Linked DNA regions of Homo sapiens: all the other regions are linked to region 1. A link is a loop called in an ENCODE intact Hi-C map of the cell type or tissue named here. Cell type or tissue: heart left ventricle. All regions are shown on one strand. Links, peaks and the distances in the headings refer to the core of each region. The heading gives the core; the rest is flanking DNA. Region 1 has its middle 38 kb from the start of C13orf42. Region 2 overlaps INTS6 (integrator complex subunit 6). Region 3 overlaps FAM124A (family with sequence similarity 124 member A).

What was found. Hi-C counts contacts between places; a loop is a spot of excess contacts. Peaks named below come from ENCODE experiments on the same cell type or tissue, not always from the same donor. Only the 100,000 strongest peaks of a DNase experiment are listed, where the experiment ranks them.
Region 2: a loop joins it to region 1, with 2.3 times the contacts of the local background. A loop is called at or near these places in 7 of 110 quality-filtered maps.
Region 3: it touches region 1 in a loop (15-fold over the local background); 89 of 110 quality-filtered maps call a loop at or near these places.

Annotation. Positions count from the first base shown.
Region 1 is chr13:51,146,068-51,153,331 of GRCh38, forward strand. It overlaps a transcript of C13orf42 not described here. Among named protein-coding and RNA genes, the nearest start is that of C13orf42, 38 kb to the left of the region's middle. RefSeq lists an enhancer at 2,201-3,092. In heart left ventricle, for the core only: a CTCF peak has its summit at 3,102; a DNase peak (open chromatin) is centred at 2,256; H3K27ac peaks cover 249 bases.
Region 2 is chr13:51,421,018-51,428,281 of GRCh38, forward strand. All of the region lies in intron 4 of INTS6 (integrator complex subunit 6), which reads right to left. Among named protein-coding and RNA genes, the nearest start is that of INTS6, 28 kb to the right of the region's middle. In heart left ventricle, for the core only: no CTCF peak of the experiment used is centred there; no DNase peak of the experiment used is centred there.
Region 3 is chr13:51,283,060-51,290,323 of GRCh38, forward strand. It overlaps FAM124A (family with sequence similarity 124 member A), which reads left to right. Exons shown (of 4, transcript NM_001242312.2): 4 at 1-1,180. Among named protein-coding and RNA genes, the nearest start is that of SERPINE3, 53 kb to the right of the region's middle. In heart left ventricle, for the core only: a CTCF peak has its summit at 3,540 (motif pointing left); a DNase peak (open chromatin) is centred at 3,522.

The sequences.
Region 1 (7,264 bases), core at 896-5,895:
TAATACTGTGTTGTACATTTAAACATTATTGAAAGGGTAAATCTCATGTTAAATGTTCTTACCTAAATAAAACTTTAAAATTTGTTTAAATAAAAAATAATATAAATATATAAAAGGCACCCAAAATTAACCTATTTTGGAACACCCCCAAGCTTTGATACCCAAAGCCTCTGATAAATGGACATCTGAGATCCCTGCCTCAATCAGAGATAACACAGGAAACTCACTTTTGTATTGACGGATTCCTTACCCCTTTCTTCATCTGTCAGCTACGGTCCATGTGGAACAAAACAAGCCTGTTGTGTCCCCTGAAATGCAAATAAAATCTCTTCTTGCTGTGAACCTCGAATATCCGAGACAGCTGTCAATCAGTTTAAGAAGTTTATTTTGCCAAAGTTAAGGACGCACGCCCATGACACAGCCTCAGGAGGTCCTGATAACATGTGCCCAAGGTGGTCTGAGCACAACTTGGTTTTATACATTTTAGGGAGACATGAGACATCAATCAATATATGTAAGATGAGCATTGGTTTGATCTGGAAAGGCAGAACAACTTGAAGCAAAGGACTCACAGTGGGGAGGGGGCTTCCAGGTCTTTGGTAGATAAGAGACAAATGGTTGCATTCTTTTCAGTTTCTGATTAGCTCTTCCAAAGGAGGCAATCAAATACACATTTATCTCAGTGAGCAGAGGGATAACTTTGAATAGAATGGGAGGTGGGTTTGCCCTAAGCAGTTCCCAGCTTGACTTTTCCCTTTAGCTTAGTGATTTGGGAAACCTGAGACTTATTTTCCTTTCACATTGCCCAGAGCTCTGGGTTTCTCTATCTCAGTGTCTGTCTGGCCTGCACCCATCACCAAACCAGGTTCCTCAACCTGCAGTGGCCCGCTTTGATCCCCTGGTCAGTGTCAAAGCTCACAGTACTTCCCTAGGCTTCTATCAACCTCAGGATTGCCTACCCTTGCTGGAAGCAGTAAAACAGCTGCAGCTGCAAAAGGTGGGGGCAGGCCAGGGGAGAGGTGGCATCCCAGGGAAGTCCCAGGTACTGACCATGTGTCCCCCTCCCAGGTACTCTGCTGGGGTGTGGATGCTGCACCATTTCCTGTTCTGCATCTGCATAGCATCTACACATTGCTCTCAGACCTTGGACTAGGTGTGGTGGGGACCCCCTTTCTTATCTCCTACACAGGAGAACAGTCTCTGTGAGAGTCAGTCCTGCTATAGGACAAATCCCGCTTTGGTGCCTGTGGCCTAGCTCCCTCCGTGCCTGTGAGAGAAGGGGCAGGGGCCTGGGTCCCAGTCATGGCTCTGCTGACCATGGGACAGTGGCTGCTGTGATCCTCCAGGGCTCTGTGGACTCATTTTAAACGCAAGGGGTGAGGCCAGGTATGGTGGCTCATGCCTGTAATCCCAGTACTTTGGGAGGCCGAGGTGGGTGGATCACCTGAGGTCAGGAGTTCGAGACGAGCCTGGCCAACATAGTGGAACCCCATCTCTACAAAAACACAAAAATTAGCCGGGCATGATGGCGGGTGCCTGTAATCCCAGCTACTCGGGAGGCTGAGGCTGGAGAATCGCTTGAACCCGGGAGGCAGAGGTTGCAGTGAGCTGATATCGCACCATTGCACTCCAGCCTGGGCAACAGAGCAAGACTGTGTCTCAAAAAAAAACAACGAAGGGGTGGATTTGGTCCAGGTCTTCAACCCTAGTTGCACATTAGAATCAATCACCTGAGAGATGTTTAAAAATACCCATGCCTGATCCTCCTCACAGACCAATTAAATCAGAACCTCCAGCAGGGAGGAACGGGTCTGTGGCTAATAAAACGGCTCAGTTGATTCTCACATATGGAGAGGGCTTGAGAAGCCCCGGATTAGGGGATCTGCAAGGGCCTCCTATGTCTGACGTTTGCCACTCTGTATATGACAGAATCATAGGGTCCCTGGGCTCTGGGTGCTGGTGGACCCTCCCCCAACACATGGAACCAAGCAAATGGAAATGAAACAGCACTGGATGACGCTTTGCATCTGCATAGCACTTTGACCCATGTGATTTCCGTAAAATCCCATGGCAAATTGGACCCCTATGATTACTTCTAGTGGAGAGGAAGGAAAAGAAACAAGGGCCAGCCAGGGAGAGGTCTCCCCAGGCCTTGCCAGCAGCCTGCCTCCCAGTCCTTGGGCTCAGCCAAGCCTCTTCATCTCTTTACAGAGACAAGGGAGCGCCTGCCCTGTGCCAGGCACTGCAGCAGGAAGGACTACGTCAGCAACATAGCACACACGCACGGCCCCTGCCCTCAGCAGGGGAGGAGAGCGACGCACAGGAAAACATCTTAAATGGTGTGATAGGCATCATGAAGGACGCCCACAGGGTGCCATGCAGAGAACAATGGTGGTGGCAGGAAGCCCCACAGGGAGGTGACATTTCAGTGAAGAGCTGTAAGGTAAAAGCCGGCAGCCCCCTGCAGAGCCAGGAGGCTCACGAAGGAAGAGCACAGCTCATGCAATCCCCTGAGGTCCCCCTGGAGGGGGGTCCAATGACACCTGGGGATGAGAAGGAAAGTCATCCTTTCCCTCCACCACATGGTGGGGCTTCTGGCTTATGGACAGGAACCCACTCCCACTGGGCAGCGACGTGCCTTAGGAAAAGGAAGAACAAACCCCCTAACTGGCTGAGGGCCCAAATGCCCCGCTGGCCTCAGGAGCCAGGGCTCTTTGAGGGTACCCTCCGCCGCCAGGCCCCAGCTGGGCCCGTATTGACCGTTTGGGCTTGCTGCTGCCTCCACGCCCTGGCTGCCCACCTCAAAGGCTCCCAGGACTCCACGGCTCAGGCTCCCTCTTGCAGGCAGCTGCTCCTTCCTGGGGCCAGGCTTCCCTTTACTCTGCAGAGGGGAATGGGTGCTGTTTTCCTTCCCCTCACAAAGCATCTTTCTGACTGCCCACCTCCTGCCCCACACAGTTTGAAAGGCTGATAGTTTCGAGATTCTGAATGAGGCTTCTGCAGAGGCCTTCTTGTGCTCCACAAGAAGGGCTGGGCAAGAATTTCAACCACGCTGCTAATTTCAGTCCGTCACTGCGGTGGCAGCTTCATATTTTCCCACTAGATGGGGTTCTTGATCTCTGCAGCTAAAGATCAGCTAGCTAGAGAGAATTCCAAATCATTTAATTTGGCTCTGAAGGCTGCTTAGAAATTTTATTCAAAGCAGAGGGAAATCTTTTATAGGAAGTGGCCAAAGGCTGAAATTGAAAAAAAAAAAAAAAAAACCCTAAAAATCTGGTTTCTGTATCTTCCTTAATTAGCAAAGGTGATAAAGGGTAATAAGTGAAAATGTTTGCAAAGGAAACCTAGCAAATCTGAAATACAGATGCAAATGGAGTGAGCTAGAAATGATTTCTCTAAAGAGCCATTTTGAACAATGCTGTAACTGCTTCTTCCCTTTGAGACAGCCAGAAGCATTGACCCTGGACATTCAAGCTGAAAAAAATATCCTTTGGTCTGGTCATTATCACCATTCTGCTTGATCAATGGTAGCCTGGTTCTCATTGATCCACTCCAGCCCCCAGACACACAAGAGAGGTAGCACAAGGTAGACGCATAGTGAAGCCACTATGAGCCAAAGGCAATTATGTTTTTCCAGTGCAAACTCATTTTGCTCAGTTCGGGAAACAGTTATATCTTTGAAGTCATTTAGCATGAATATTTCTCTTCATCATCAATAATAAGCACCTCTCTTGTCCCTTCCTCTGTAGGAAGGCTTTCTCTGACGTTTTTAGGCAGAGTTGAGATGGTGCCAGAAACAGCAAGAACAAAAAGATACTAACACTAACCCTGTCTTCAAGAGTCTATATCTTAGCCCAAGAAATAGCACTCTTCCCAGAAAACAGTAGAAGATACACATTATTTACATCATCTTAGAACTTTGCATGGATAAATGAAATATTTGACGAATAAACTCAGACCTTTGTATTTAGAAGTTAGAATTTTCCGTAGATATAAAACCAGTTTTAAAGAAGCTTCCCTTTTGAAGTGCCATAACAGAATTGCACAAGAATTATGGACAAAATTATGTAGACAAAAACACATGATCAGCTTTTACTGCTGACATTTTCATTTACTGTGGTGTCGTTTGTGGGACCCCCACATTTCTCCAGAATTGGGGATATTTTTTAACAGGCAGCCCTTGGTCACTTGGTCACAGTGAAAACAAACATCTTTGAGCACTTGGTCATTGTATGTCACAATTTTCAAATTTACAGCCACCAGCGTATCCTACTGGGGCGACTGGGGGAATCAATACTGGGCTTTATTCTTATTATATACTTGGAACAGGTTCAATGTAGTCCCTTAGGAAGTAATATTAGAACTTCAATCACACGGGAAGGGAGGCTTTAAGAAAGTTGCTTCTGTTAACACACTCCTCCGTCCTGGTCACAACCAAAACATATATATTCAGCCCAAATTTGGCATAAATTCTGCGTAAATTATATATACTTTCAGCAGTTCTACAAACATTTTTCAAGAAGACTGGCTGTATAACAGAACCTCTTTCTTTCCAGAAAGCAGCTTTGGCCATCCTAAAAAATGCAGTGGACTAATCCAGATGAGCCCATCAATTTGCCTAGGGGTCACTGCTTGTGCCACCAGAAAGATACTCGCAGAGAGACCCTCAACAACTGGGGCTATGTTGTTCCATCCCAGAATGAAAACTAAAACTAGAGCTGCATTAGCACTTGCTGAGGTAAACTGAATTCCTTGGTTCTATGCAGATCTTGCCTGTGTATGGATGACTAGAATCAAAAGGCTACCAATGTCTTCTGAGATGCCAGAAGTCAGAAATAATCCCAGCTAAATGAAAAATACCAGAAATGCTACCAAAAAAATTGGCCACAGCAAGTACAGAGCTGTAGAATCTTCAACTCTTCAGAACCCCCCTGGCCTGAGCTGTGTGCATAAGGCCAATCACAGGCACAAATTCACTCTATAGACACTAGTCAAACATTGTAGTAGACAGAATAACAGCCCCTAAAGACGTCCACACATGAATCCCTGCAACCTGTGAATATGTCACACCACATGGTAATGTTACATATGCGAATATGTTACACCACATGGTAAAGGGAATTAAGGCTGCTAATCAGGTTAAGATGGGGGGATTTTCCAGATTATCTTTCTTAAAAATGGAAGAGGGTGGCAGGAGAGGGCAGAAAAATGAAATGTGAGAGAGACTCAGCACACCATTGCTGACTTTCAAGACAGAGGAAGGGGCCAGAAGCCAAGAAATGCAGGTAGCCCCAAAAGCTGGAAAAGGAAAAAAAAAAGAAAAAACAAACAAACAAACAAACAAAAACTCAGATTCTTCCCTAGAGCCTCTAGAAGGAACTGAACCCTGCGGACACCTTGATTTTTAGCCCAGTGAGACCTGTGTTGGACATCTAACCTAGAGAACTTCATATTGCTTTAAGCCACTAAGTTGGTGATGATTTGTTCCAGCAGTAATAGGAAATCAATATAAGCACCTTCTATGACCAGGCACTGACCCTGCCAATGCAAATATGCCCGGCATTCCAGAGACACATAGTCCAGTAGGGAGAGAAAATTCTGCACATGCAGGTAAAGCAACATGCTATGCACTAAACATGCATGTACCAAGCCCTGAGGGAGCACTGAGCTGATGGTGCTCCCCTTTGCCTGGGGGAGCCAAGGAAGGCTTCCTGGAGCAGAGGAGACATTTCAGCTTAACCTAGAAGCCTGATAGAAGGGGTCTGTACTATTCTGGACTTACATGGTCCCAGGGCCTTTTATTTAGACATGAATGCTGAAGAAGGAAGCAGTTTTTTATTGTCCAGGCTGGTCTAGACCCTTGATCCTCAAAGTATGGTCCAGGAGTCACGTGGGAGCTTGTTAGAAATGCAGAATCTCTGGCCCAGCCCAGCCCTACCAGGAGAGAATCTTCATTCTAACAAGATCCCAGGGGATTCATAGGTGCATGACAGTTTAAGAATCACTGCCCCAAATAACAATATTCTCATACTCACCACAGTGTGGAAAGAAAGAAACAGGTTCCAGAAATTGTTTACATATGTAACCCTGATAGCATGGAGGTCCCTCAGAACATTCCTACTGCTATGTGACCATGCTTAGAACGGTGCACTCCAGCTCTGTGTCGTTTCTCAGCATCTACATAGACATCACATACACCATCAGGCTGTACGTCTCCTGTGGAAACATTTAGCAGGCTTTATTTTATAAACACTTGGTTACAAACATCACCCAGTTCTTCCATTTATTTATTTTTTAAGAGATGGGGTCTCACTCTGTTGCCAGGGCTGAAGTGCAGTGGCACGAACCTGGCTCACTGCAGCCCTGACCTCCTGGGCTCTAGTGATCCTCTCAGCTCAGTTTCTCTGAATAGCTGGAACTACAGGTGCATGCCACCATACCTGGCTAATGTTTAAATATTTTTTAGAGATGGGGTTCTTGCTCTGTTGCCCAGGCTGGTGTCAAACTTCTGGTCTCAAATGATCCTCCTGCCTCAGCCTAACCCATTTCTTTTTTAGAAAACACAACTTCAGCTCTAGCATTCTGATAGTGCAAAGTTTTTCTCCTGCTTGATGACCTCAATCCCAAAATAATTTACTCTAACAGCTAAATCTTCAAATCACTGAGCCTCAATTTACTTCTACCATCAGTAAAAAGAGGTCAGGGTGGCTCTGGCAAACCTAAGCCCTAGTCCTGGGAAATCCACAGATAACCCTTTAAGGCTCACTGGCTTAGTGACTCAATCCCTCCAGCCTCTTTGCTATGCTCGAGCCACATGTCTGCTGGCTGTGGATCCCATACATGCAGAGCTGCGTCATGTTCGCGGGCACCCTGGGGACACCTGCTGCGGGGTTGATGTTTTGTTATGTTTCTGCAGCACAACCAGGGCTGGCTTCTTGGGGACTGTATACAGTGCACTTGCCCAGCCCCACACACAGAAGGGATTGAGGTTTAGTGCTCTGCAGTGGCAATCTTAAAACTCTTAATGATTGTATCTTTGAATTAATGTTTTGTAAGTCAAGTTATGTGCCAAAGACTTGGAGCCTCAGCTCCTGCCATTGCACCTGCCGCCTCCCTAGCAAGGGTTCTTCAACACCCCCTCCCCTGTCCTGCCAAGTGACCACTGCCCCTTTTTCCTGCTCCCTCCATAGGGTCCTGCTGAGCAACCACTGCCCCCTTTTCCTGCCCTCCTCAGAGTGTGGGAGCCAGGCATGCACCCCCTGCA
Region 2 (7,264 bases), core at 988-5,987, 280 kb after region 1:
GATTTATCAGTTTAGGGTTGTCATTCTATGTTGAATCAGATTCTCCAACAAATAGTCATAGCCCCCAGAGAGAACTACACTCTACTCTGCTCACCTTTAAGGCTTTTTCTGAGGCCTTCCGAGATGACTAGCATCAGACTTTTGAGGAAGGCTAGCCATTAGACAAGGCTTTTCCCCACGATCTGACTGCTTGAAGTGACATCCAGGATCAGGTCGATCCTGTATCCAGGAATCATGACCCTCCCTGAGGCACCAGTCATCATGAGACAGTCAGTGCACTTTAGCACTTCTTGAAAACCACTGGGCTGCTCCTTTAGCTGAAAGGAAAAAAAACATCAAAACCACAACAAACAAAACAAAGGGGGAAAAATCAGTAATTCAATCTGAAAAGACAGAGCGTGGGGAAAAATATACCAAAACAGCCTTGTCTAGATCAAAATGCAGCCTTGCCTTGATGTAAAGCCCATAGTTTCAATGTCTTTCTAGTCACTGCACTAAGGTTATTCCTAATATAAAAGTCTAAAAAGTTTAATATCTACAGTATTACATCTGAAAAGAACAAGTGAAAGTGGAAGTTAAATAAAATCACTATGGAAATACAGCTAAATAAGTATTATCAAGGTATTTATAAATGACTAGCAGCCTAAGGGTTATTTACAAGAGAGTGCACCATCAGAAAACCACATACTCAACATTTTCATTCTCTCAAAATTGAAATCTGACATGGAGAAGCATGAAACACCCAAATAGGCTAAGTTTAACAGAAAAGTGCCAATCTATTAAATAAAAAATTAGGCTAGTATCCTCTGACTTACTTGACACCAGTACACAGAGTAAAACACACACACACACTGCTCTTAACCTAGCATTCTGTAGAATTTTCAATGTTTGCTTGAAATAAGCAATTTTAAATGTTCATATCATATGTCCTTAAATTTCAAACAAACTTTAAAAGCTGATTTAACGCTTATTTATTTAAATCTGCTTCAAAGTAAAAAAAAAATTTAACTATCAGAATCTGCTCATTTCAATTTTTAAATACAAAATATTTTCCTAAAACATAATGTTAAAAGGCAAGAAAAAGTCTTTGAGGTAATTGTTTTAAATGTTAAATTATAAATCCTTTAAAACATCCTTACACGAAAGGTAATGATACTTTGTCTGTCAATTACTTTACCTTCCTTTCTCCTCCTTTATTTTTTATCACCCACATCTCAGTTAACACTACCAAATATCCACATAGATGCCCAAGTTGGAAAGTGGAAAATAATACTAAACCAGTATATTTTTACTTATTTGAGAATATGATTAAAGCTATGGATCTCTTTACCCAGAAAAAAGTTCATGCACACAGATGGACAATGTGTAGACAGGATGTCAGGGAATTCACAGAACTCTCCTCAGACCAAGCATGGACCCTAGGTTCAGGGCTCCTGTCAAATACTTTGCCTTTTTTCTCCTATCTTACAAATCATCTTTGAAAACCTGCCTAGCTTACCTACCGAACCTCTCAGAATTCTGCCTTCCTGTCCAGCACTAGCTAAGTTTTGGCATTCCCCATATCTTCTAGGTTGTTACATGTAGTTTGCTAACTCTTCCCATCTTACCACCCTCCAGTCTACCTTTCACCTTGCTGGCACAGTAATCTTACTAAAATGCAAATCTGATCATGTGACTCACCTGCTTAAAATCTTCAATACCTTCCCTGCAAATGCTAACAGAATGAAGTCCTGTCTCCTTAGGGTGCTATTACCTGCCCTCTACCTACATTTCAAGCTTCTACTCTTCCTACCTATACTTTCCATACTCCAGGTGTACAATTTATAATCTCCTGATACACTGTTTTCAAGTCTTCATGCTTTTGCATACTGTTTTCTCTTCCTGATATGTCATGGCTCAATTCCTTACTCTTCCCTCAAAACTTTACTCCTTTCTTTACGCTGTCTCAGAACCTTCTGTTTATTTCTGCCATGAGATTTATCTTAATGTATTACAAATGTTTATTTACTTGCCTGTCTTCAAAGATAATACGTTTTCTAGCCTTGCTTAATTCCATCTGTGTGTCCCCAGTACCTAGAACATAAATATAGAACTAAATATAAACGTATGGAGCTGCCGCTATTCTTATACACAGCCAAAGTAACTATGTATCACAAGGAAAACTGTTGCTGAATTAATTTAAAATATACTTTCACAATTCAAAATCTAACGAATTCATTCTGGAAGGGTATTTTTGCAGCAACTGTCTAGAAAATTAAGTGTAACTATCACCAATTCTTTATAAACTGCTCTCATCTGGTAAGGTAGGGGGTGTGTGTGTGTGTGCATGTGTGTGTGTATAATGCTAATTACATGGACATCCAAATCAGGAATTATGGCTTAGTAAGGATACCAGAATACTATACCATCCTTTGGATAAAAATTCCTAAGCCAGGGATAAGAAACACATGACAGATAATATAAATTAACTGCTCTTCTCTTCTTAGCCTCTCTCCTCATATATGGGGTCTAAGGAGAGTCCTCAATATAGCACACTGTAAGCAGTAACTGCAGATTGACTGCAGTCAGCACAGAAGTTAATTTTTGGGGGCTATTCAATAACTTATTCTAAAATATCAAGCAAATTAGAAATTATCCTATTAAAAATATTCACAGAAGGCCAGTTCCATATCCCTTGGAAACCCGTTCCCAAATTTAACAATTCTAAAGGTCAAGAATTATTTTTATCCTAAAAAAATACTTTTTGGTGGCCTTCTAAGTCAAAAACATTTCTAACTTTCTAACCTGTTTTGTTAAAGTTGTTCATTTTCACATGCTTTTTGTGTAGCTTAAAAAAAATTGTGGTTAGATTGTGTTCTAAAACTATAGTTTCTAAATTTGACTGTACATCAGAATCACATGAGACACTGTAAAAATACAGATTCCCAGGTCCTTACCCAGATCAACTGAAACAAAATTTCCAGAATAAGAACAAAGGCATGTGTATTCTATAAGGCACACCAGGTGATTTTGATGCAGCCTGCAGCCATTTCAAAGCTACTGTTCTAAATACCACAGTACTTTATATATATAAGAGCTAGAATTGGATAATAGAAACATCTCTAAATAAAATTTTCCTTACATATGTAGACTCTCTTATTGCTTATTGGTTCTAACAGGCTAATAAACACAGGGTGAAATTGCTTCACCCTCTGAATAAAAACTATTTTGATATATCTTAACAAAGAATTCTAGATAGCGGATTAGTTACTGTGGCCATACAGCTTTGTTAGAATGATCAACCAGCATTTCTTTTAAATTTCTCCATTGTTGTGTTTGCCTAGAAGTACTGAAGAGTCTTTCTTACTACATGATCTTGAAAAAAAGTATATCAATAAGAGTACTGCAAATGTAAATTGCTGAAAACTTACTATATTAAATTGAAATATTTCATCAACTTCTTTAATTATGCATTATTATAATTACATATTTTTAAACTACTAATAATTGCAGATGTATATATTCCTATAACATACCAGCAGTAATAAATCCAGGGGTTGAGAGAACAGGGCCAAAAATATGAGTAGAAAAAGAAATACAAATGGTCTACATTCAACAAATTCTTATTAAATGTTCTTAGAAAGATGAATTGACAGAGACTAACATATACAGTAGTGTTATGCATGTATTTAGAACATCTGAATCGCAAATCAGTAAGACAAGAGCTAATCTTCAGATTTTTACTGAGTCCCTAGTAATATCACTATGAAGAGGCTACTACAGGATAAACATGAAAATTCAAACACATGTAACACAGATAAAATGTTTTATATTTTCTATCACACCACTGTGGCATCCCTCAAAATTCCTTACAGATCTTTTCAAAAAAGAGAAAGTTCTCCAAAATTCTAAGTGTCTTAGGAAAAGCAACTATTTTAAATATATATTTAAAAGTATACAATGAAATCAGAGTTTTGACACCCTAAGGCAAATATTTTTAGTGATTTTAGTGAATAAAAACATTTTATGGGAGGTAGGGGAGGGAGCTGTGGTTTTTTAATCATTTCAGATACTAGAAACTGATTTCAAAAATTTCTGGCCTGTCTTTTAATCATTAAGAATTAAATGCACATCATAATTATAATCTTCACCAGTTAAACTAAACCCATTTACAATGCCTAGAATTATCCATATCTCAAAGCATGGTGGACTTTTGCATCCATTTTTGAGAACCCACAAGTTGGAATAGAAGACCCCAATCTACAGCCATTTGAATACACAGCTGAGACTACTCATTCTCTTTCTATGAAGACATGCCCTTACCGAATATCTATCCCATGAAGTTACAAAAGTAGTTGTCCTAGTTGGGCTTAAAAAGCTGGGACAGCTAATAAGCAAGTAAAACTCTTCCCAACAGATTACTTTGGCTGCAAATACCTTCTCTCAACGTTAGCCTCCACAGCAATCATAACATTGGTAAAGAGATGCAGAAGGACTTGTCAGCATATAGAAATCTCAATATTTGAAAGACAATACTACTATTAGCACTTTCAAGGAAGAGAAAAATAACTGCTACACTATCCTGGAATGTCATTCATCACTAAGAAAGTACTGGCAGGATTTCTTCTGGGCTCCTCTATTGAGCAATATTCATTAGCCATGTGTTCCTGGAATCATAGTACAGAATAGTTTTCCATTGCAAAGCAGTACTAGAGAGGATTATCTGCAGATATCAGAAGAAAATCCTTTTCAATAACTCTAATTTGTTGATTCTACCAAAACATTTGATATATCAGTTATATAACATGACAAACAGTACTGAGTATCTGGACACAGGTATGTTTATCAACATCAACGGTAACTACTAAGGAAGTAAGTAATATAGTTTTATCGTGTTTCAGAATTCAAAGTCCTATCAAACACACTCCTCGTAAGTGAAAATGCTACAACCAGTTTTATCAAATAGCTGCATTAAAAAAAAAGCCAAATATATACACATAAAATTCAATCCAAGTAATCATCAGAAATCCTAGACAGTTATCCAAAAAGACTACACTAGAAATACATTCATGACACTTCAGACAATGGCCTGGACTTTTATTAAATGAGGCCCAAGGATATAATTGAAATCATAAATTAATGTAAAATGATCATATACAGCTCAAGATTTTCATTCATAATGTATCTATTACTTTTCTTTCCTAACTCATAACACATTGCTAAGTGACGAGCTGTCCCAGAGAACAGTATTCCTACATTTTTCTGACAAACAAGTTATAAGAAATTGGTTCATTTGGGCCTATACATACTTAGCCAGGTCAAGAGACAATATGGCACCACATTTTTCCTGCCGCTAGGAAAACTATTTTCTAGGCTCAAAACAACTTTACACTGGGCTTCTTCCTAAAATTCACAGATACAAGGTAGGAGCCACACCCTATGCCAAATCATCCATAAGATCCTTGAATTCAGTCATTCAAAAATGAAATTATACTATAAAAATGCACATTATACAAGATTTGACACACGAAAGGTAATATTAACCCTTCCCCTGCTTTAGTACTCCCACACACTTAGTATGTATCCTTATTTTATCATTCATAAAACCATTTAATAGGTGATTTCCCCCATAACACTGTGAACTTAAATATTAAGAACCAGATATGTCCTGTTTATCTTTGTTATCCTCATTGCCTAGAAATGCTCTGGTCATAATAGTTTTTCATGGAACACTGAATAAGAACAGAATACCTAAAAGACACTTACATAGAAAGCTGAAGTAGACAAATAAGAAATCAGATAAATAGAAGGTAAATTTTAAGAACACACAAATTTAGAATCAAGCAAAAAGGCAGCAGCCGTATCAGGAAGAAAGCACTGGTCTGGAGGTGCTGGAATGTCTTTGGAATTGATAAATTCTAATCTAGATTTTGGCAGTAACAAATGTTATAACCTAAGCAAATCACTCTGACTCCCTGGATCTCAATTTTCTCATTTGTAAAATATAAGACTAAATGAGTTCTATATTTCCTCATATGATATAAGGATGATTTTAAAGCAGCAAGAACATTTACTCCTGAAAAACAGCACCAACAGAACAGATATAATATACAATGTTGGATAACATGACTCTTAAGCAAAGGATATCATACAGGTGGAATTATACAACTCCATAAAAAGTAATAGGTCATACCAACACCAGCCACAAGCCAAACAGGAATTATGTACACATATCTCTAATGTGGAAATTAATGACACATTCATACACTGAATAAATCTAAAAAAGAATCAAGTTCTGCCAGAGGCAAAGGTTGAGAGATGTGAAAAGACAGTGATATAAAGGCAAAATTGTTATTCCCTAGTAGGAACCAGAATACAGATCATATCTAGCATTCATGCACGTGCACAATACAAACACAGAAGAACAATACAAAAAGCATCTTTATGCTTTTCTATGAATTGAAAAGCTCCTTAAAACAAATCCCATAATTATTTAGGCTAGAATATTTCACAATATCTCACAACATTTAGCAAAAATTAATCTAGGATAACTTTCTCATTGCTCCAACGAGAGTCTCGTTGGTACATTAAGAAGAAAACACGCAGGGAATCAAAGACATTCCTAACCTTGAAACAACTCACCGGCCTATGTTCCAACTTCAAAATAATTTACTTTTGCTTTAAAACAAATGAACCTTCCACCTCAGATAATAAGGTGCAACGGTAATCAATTTTGAACTCAATGACTACCAGATTCAATACACCAATGTTTATAATCAATACTTTTTAAAAATATAGGCTCTGTTGTCAATACTATGCTAGTATTGTAAAAGATAGAACTAAAAGGTAAAAACTCTGCCCACAGGAAAATCTTCCTAACCTTACTAGCAAGGTAGTTTCAGGTTATAAACACATTGCCCTATTTTTCCAAAATCCTTCCCAAGGAAAGACATAGGAAGAAAGGTGAGCAATTCCAATACACATGTATATTTCAAGATATTTTTAAGCTAGAAGAGGTCTCCACAAAACAAATTTTACAAACAAAACAGATCCAGACATATGGAAACAAAATACATTGTACCCCAAAGGGCATTTCTACAAAGGCAGTAGACAGCACCTCAAATGCATCACCTCGCACATAAGAATACTTTACAACAGAAAACAGAAATAACTTCTCAAGCAAAATCATTATGGATAAAAACAAAACAAACATTCAAAAGACTTTTAATTTATTAATATATAAAGTTGAATGAAGCTGTTAACTATTATGTGTCCTATTAAGAAG
Region 3 (7,264 bases), core at 1,515-6,514, 140 kb after region 1:
GAGACGGGGTCTTGCTCTGTTGCCCAGGCTGGAGTGCAATGGCGCAATCTCAGCTCACTGCAAGCTCTGCCTCCTGGGTTCAAGCCATTCTCCTGCCTCAGCCTCCCAAGTAGCTGCGACTACAGGTGCGCACCACAATGCCTGGCTAATTTTTTGTATTTTTAGTAGAGACAGAGTTTCACCATGTTGGCCAGGTTGGTCTCAAACTCCTGACTTCGTGATCCACCCACCTTGGCCTCCCAAAGCACTGGGATTACAGGCATGAGCCACCATTCCCAGCCAATAAAACTTTATTTACAAGAACAGCTGGTGGGCCAGATTTGGCCCAAGGGTCATAGTTTATTATCCCTTGAGCTAGGCTGCTGCCTGAGGTTGATTCAACATCCCAGCTCCAGTCAACAACAAAAATTCTAAGTCTCCCGCCTAATGCTGCTGTGGTGTGTCATGCCAAAAAAGTGGGCTACTCAGGTTAGACCAATGACTTCAGAACCACAGGGCTCAGAACAGGAAGGAGCTTCTTTCTGCAGAGCTGATTCCTGGAAAGCCACCAGCACTCCACCTTCTGCCCAGAAATGTGATTCAGTCAATAGCTGATGAGGAAAAGCAACCTGCAAACATTAGGAAGAAGGAGAAAAATAATTCAGAGGTGATGATACCACCTCCAATGAACAGGGAAGCAAGTTCATCAGTAACAAAAGTCAGTGAGGCAAAAAAAAAAAAAAAAAAAAAAAAAAAAGGCTAATGGCCGAGGGCTGGCTCCTTCTTTCTCCCTAATCAGTGTCCTTATTTCAGTGTGCTCACATGCTCGCCTAGGACTGCTTTAGAGTACAACTCTGGACCCGCCCTCATCACAGTCCAATCTACCAAACTGAGTGACCCTAAAGGACATCATAGACAACATTTGAAAGCAAGAAATGCAAAATGTTCCCATAGCATCAGGTGAGCAGGGAGAGGATGCCCACTGTAGACCACATGGAAATGGCAGTCCCTCCACGGAGAGGGAATCACAGGAACACATTTACCAAAGCCTTCCCTTCCATTCCTGGCCATTCCAGTAGCATCTTCCTCATCCAGAAGGGCTTCCAATACTCTCTGGAGGATCCTGACTCGTTTGGAGTATTATCCTTGTAAAAGATGCTGGCACATTGTAGGTGCTCAATAAATGTGTTCAATTGAAAAATATTGAGGTTGTCTCATAAATTATATCTATGTATTAGGCTCTGTAGTGTAAGAAGTCTAGATTGTAGCCCTGGTTTTTTGTCGCTTAATGGAACCGTGTCTCTTGTTTCCTTGGCCTTACGCTTCCTCCAGCATTGCCAGGGAGGGGATGTGTTGGTAAGTGCTCTGGTTGAGTTACATCCCATCCCTCATTTGCCTCTTTTCCAAGTAAGATCCCCTCAACCCCAAATTACTGCTCACGGTCCCACTTTGGCCTACACTAAACACCACCTAGTGTCTGCTTTAAAGAGCAAATCTTTCTCTGTCTGTCCCCAACTCACCTGGCAAGTCCTACAGAAATCATCTTGGGTCACCTCAACTGGTTAAAAGGAGCATAAGAGGAACTGGTGGAAGCAGTGGGTGAGCCACTGCAGAGACTTTTGTGACATGGGAGGGTTGATGTGTGCTTGAATAAATTGGGTTTTAGTAGTGGCTGCTCCTTGAGCCTCCGGGTCTGAGGGCAGGGGAACAGTCACAGCAGAGTGAACTGGACTGTACCACCCAGTGCGTTCCCAGGTGAGACTACATGTTTACTTTACTTAGAATGAGCTCCCGGCCACAAATAAATCAGGAGAAACGGAGGTATCTTCCTACCTCCCTATTTTCCTTTTTTTTTTTTTTTTTTTTTTTTGAGACAGGAAGGATATCACTGTCACCCAGGCTTAGTGCGGTGGCACAATCATGGCTTACTGCAGCCTCAACCTCCCAGGCTCAAGTGATCCACCCACCTCAGCTTTCTGAGTAGCTGGGACTACACATGCACCACTATGCCCCACTAATTTTTTATTTTTTGTAGAGACAGTCTTGCTATGTTGCCCAGGCTGGTCTCAAACTCCTGGACTCTAACCCTCCTCCCACTGCAGCCTCCCAAAGTGCTGGGATTACAGGCATGAGACAGAGCGCCCGGCCTATCTTTCTACTTTCTGTAGATGAATTAGTGCTCCAAACTGTCAGCCAAGAGGCATCTGAATAGATTCATTGAATTCCTGTAAGATTTTTAAGGGCAATAAAACCAACTGTGGACAGCTTCTCCCTCCTCATACCCTCAGACCGGTATCAGTGACCAGTTCTGACCAGTGATCCCTGGGTATGAATTTCAGGAGAGAAGTAGGAATAGCTGAATAGTCACCCTCTCCTTCTCCGCCCCAGGCCACATGGCTCCATGTGCTCATCATTTGTAGGGTTCTGCTTCTCTTGCATTCCTGAGAAATACAATTGATCAGATACTACAGAGGCTTCAGAAAATAGCATGAGAAGCTGACATGAATAAATTGCGTTCTCAAGGGAAACACCTTTTGACACACTATTATTATAACAAATGGAACCACAAAGGGTCAGGAACCTGAATTTAAAGATTATATATAAGTACATTCTTCCACCTTTTACTGAAGGCTTTTTCTAGTCTTGGGCACAGAGGTCTATTTACAAAGTGGCTTTAAAAGATCTGATTTCCCTGAGTGAATAATGGAGGCAAACATGAATGGTAATGTCGGCAGGCTTGGGTCTTTTTAACAATTTCCATCTTAGAGGGCTGAGGACCCGTGTCCAGTGATGTGCCCACTATAAGGAACAACACACTCATTTCAGACTGAAGTCACTAGAATACACGGTGAAGGCAAAAAGACCCCTTCTGGGTCCCACTGACAACCTCCATGAACTCTGTGATGAGGGTGTCGCCTCCTGTTATCTGGGATGGTGGCATAGAAAAATGGAGCTGTAGGCCAGGTACGGTAGCTCACACCTGTAATCCCAACAGTTTGGGAGGCCGAGGTGGGTGAATCACTTGAGGTCAGGAGTTTGAGCTCAGCCTGGCTAACATGGTGAAACCCCTTCTCTACTAAAAATACAGAAATTAGCTGGGCATGGTGGCACACACCTGTAATCCTAGCTACTTGAGAGGCTGAGGCAGGAGAATTGCTTGAACCTGGGAGGCAGAGGTTGCAGTGAGCTGAGATCACACCACTGCACTCCAGCCTGGGTGACAAAGCAAGACTCCATCTCAAAAAAAAAAAAAAAAAGAAAGAAAAATGGAGCTGCTTCACCATGCCCCACTGCCCTGTTCTGGCTGGGAGTGGTCCATTTGAGACATTTGAAATATTGATCTTATCAATTGAGCACCTGAAAGAGGCTGCCTGACTCCCTTAGATCAGCCTTGCTCAGTCCCTAAAGCTAAACCCAGAGCATTTTGGATTGGAGTCACTCTGAATGTGTGTGGCACAGCCCAAGAACCGGCCGGCTAGCTAAACAGAAACGCTTTCAAGCCAAATCGCATCCCTGAAGGTGGCTGTGGGGAAGCTTTGGTGCCACCTGGTGGCCGCTGTGCCCGGGAGGGTCACTGAGTGCCCTTTTCATTGAAGAAGCCTCCACCTGGATGAACTTCACTTTATTATCCTGCATTTAATTTTTTAAGCTGTTTATGTCTACAAAGGATTGAGGCAATTTAATTTCCAAATGAAACAACACAATGCAAATAGTAAAGCAGGCCCCCAAAAAGGAGTCTACAACTATGTCCACCGTAAAGAAAAATGTAACTGCTACAGCAGTTTCCTGGAATTTCCTGGAAGCCAGAGCGAAAAGGGAAAGAGATGAGTAGCTGTCTAGTTCTCATTTACGATTAAAGAATCTAGGCCAGGTGCGGTGTCTCACGCTTGTAATCCCAGCACTTTGGGAGGCTGAGGCGGGTGGATCACGAGGTCAGGAGATAGAGACCACCCTGGCAACACAGTGAAACCCCGTCTCTACTAAAAATACAAAAAATTAGCCGGGCGTGATGGCGGGAGCCTGTCGTCCCAGCTACTCGGGAGGCTGAGGCAGGAGAATGGCTTGAACCCGGGAGACGGAGCTTGCAGTGAGTGAGCCGAGATCGTGCCACTGCACTCCAGCCTGAGCAACCGAGCGAGACTCCGTCTCAAAAAAAAAAAAAAAAAAAAAAGGAATCTAGAAACACTGTCTTCTTTCATTGTAATTTAAGTTTCCTCAACACAGTTCCTCAGAAAAAAACAAGTTTTTCTTAGCACAGATTTCTAAAATCTCTTTCTCACCAGGGGATTTTCATTAGGGATTTTCTCTGTAGGGTTACTAATTTGGACCAAGTCTTGGGCTTTCTTGCTTGGGGGACAGAATCAGCAACAGCTGGAGGAGACAGCGCACCCACAGCTTGTGGGTGAGGCTCCCTAGACATCCTTCTCCGGCCGCACTGTGCAGCAAGGTGGAAATTTCTCTCAGCAGAAAGCCTAGAGGGCTGGGCTTCTCCAATGCTCTTGAGGCCGTATCTGTAGAGTTTAGAAACAGAAGGGCCGATAATAAGGTTGCTTCCCTTTCTGAAGCTAACCTTGCCCCTGTTCAACCAAGGCCAGAAGCGTCTACTACCTCCCCAGGTTTCCTCATCACATAAGATGTGTCAGATCCTAATGAGGTAAGAAGCAAGAGGAGACTAAAGAGTAGGCTGGATTGACTGCCGGGGGCGTAGCTCTTAGCAGTGGCCTGAAGACTGAAAATGCAGCCTGTCAGAACAGAGGAAACTGAGGTGCAGCGGGAGACTCCTCAACCTATTTCTACTCCAAGAGTTATGTTCCACTTCCTGCAAAATGAGCCTCCTGTGCCCGATATGAGCTAAATCACCTCATGCCAGGGCCTCTGAAATTCTCCTTGGCCATAAAGCTCTGTGGCTGTCTGGGCCTGTGTTCATCACCCGAGCTGGTTCTGCACTCCTGCAGTGACCTCTTTGGTCATTTGGTCATTTCAGAGCTCACTGCCCCCTACCCCCACAATGGCTTCCCAGGAGTATTCCCTCTGGCCAGCTTTACCCTTGCTGGAAATGGTGAACTGGCTGCAGCTGTGGAGGTGAGCGCCTGGGAATCTGGCAGCAGGCTCAGGACTGTGACCTGACCACCTGTGGCCCACCCAGGGAATTCTGCATGGTCACATTCTGTTCACCTTTGCTCCAAATTCAGTACACACTGGAGCTTTCCATTTGGAGGACACTGGCTTTCCTTTCCCATCCTGCATGGGCCTGGCCTCTCTTGCACATTCAGCCACACTTTCCTGGGTGCTAGACCTGAATTTTCAGCTTCCTGCAATATACCCATGACTTGGGGTTTTCCTGTGCCACCAAATCCACGCCAAACCACCACACACACCCCTACACCAATAAGGAGCATCTCCATCTCCTCCATCTCCTCCTCCTCCTCCATCTCCTCCTCCTCCTCCATCTCCTCCTCCATCTCTCCTCCTTCTCCTCCTCCTCCATCTCCTCCTCCTCCATCTCCTCCTCCTCCTCCTCCATCTCCTCCTCCTCCTCCTCCTCCATCTCCTCCTCCTCCTCCTCCTCCATCTCCTCCTCCTCCTCCTCCATCTCCTCCTCCTCCTCCTCCATCTCCTCCTCCTCCTGCTCCCCCCCCCACCTCGCCTTCTCTCTCATCATTCACATTCGAAAATGAAGAGTGAAGCACCAAGATAGCCCAATGGAGAGAAGCAGGGCTTTGGGGTCACACGTATCGGACTTTGAATCCCACCCAGACTTGCTAGCTGTGTGACCCTAATCAAGCTATTCCATTTCTCACTCTTGGGTTCCTCATTTGCAAAGTGGGAGGAGTAGGGTGCAGTAAGTGAGGTACATGCCTCAGGGGCAAAACTTAAGAGGGTTCCCAAAACCTCATTCATTAAGATTAATATTACTTTTGAACTCCTAGAAGTAAAAAGTAAAACAGAGGATACTAGAGGCTGGGAAGGTTAGGGGGAAAGGAGGGAAGGGGAGAGATTTGTTAGAGGACACGAAATTATAGCTAGACAGGAGGAATAAGTTCTAGTGTCCTGTATCACTGCAGGATGACTCTAGGTAACAATATTATGTAGTTTTAAATCACTAGGAGGGGGATATTGAATGTTTCCCACACAAAGAAATGATAAATGTTTGAGATGACGGATATGTTAATTACTCTGATCACTATAGATTATAGGGATCCAAACATTACTACGTACCCTATGATATGTACAATTATTTGTCAATTTAAAAATAAACTAAAAAAAGAGATTATTAATAATAACATTTTAAGGAATGAAGCCTTCTTCATAGGGTCATTCTGAAGAATAAATGAGATCCAGAGGCAAAGTCTGGCACAATGAGCTGTCATTTCCAACTTTCATATTAGCAAAGGTTTTGAAGATAATGCTCCATGATGTTTATTCATGGTTTTTAGCATGGGAAAGAACTGTAGCCATAGATATATCAGTAGCCTTAAAAATGCTTATGTCAGGTAGGGTGTGGTGGCTCACGCCTGTCATCCCAGCATTTTGGGAGGCTGAGGCAAGCCAATCGCTTGAGCCCAGGAGTTTGAGACCAGCCTGGGCAACATGGTGAGACTTCATCTCTACTAAAAATTAAAAAAAAAAAAAATTAGCCAGATGTGGTGGTGCATGCCTGTGGTCCCAGCTACTTGGGAGGCTGAGGTGAGAGGATCACCTGAGCCCCAGGAGGTCCAGGCTACAGTGAGCCTTGATCATGCCACTGCACTCTGGTCTGGGCAACAGAGTAAAACACTATCTTAAAAAAAAATGCTTATGTCTGATAATTTAGTTTCTGGGAGACTATCCCAAGGAAATTATCCAAAGCAGAGGTAAATACTTATACACTTGTTTGTCGCAGTACAATTTATAATAGCAAGCCATTGGGGAACAACCTGAATGTGCAGTACATTCATAAGAAAGAAAAGTAAATGAGGTGCCCAGGAAATGGAATATTATACAACCATGACAAATAATGCTTCAAAGCATGTTTAATAACAAAGGGAAAGCTTGACATAACTTTAAGCTTTAAAACATCAGGATAGAATGTTAAATATAATAAAATGCCCTTGACCATGTAAGATACTGTAGAAAAAATAGATTGTAAAAAAGTGTGTCAAAGGAGGATGGCTTTTGCTTCTGGGTGGTAGAAGCATGGATGGTATCTCTTCTTTTTCATTTTCCTTTTTGAACTTGACATCTTATATGATAAACATTTATTAATTTTATAATTAAAAGGTAAAGATAATAAAACTGGGCTGGG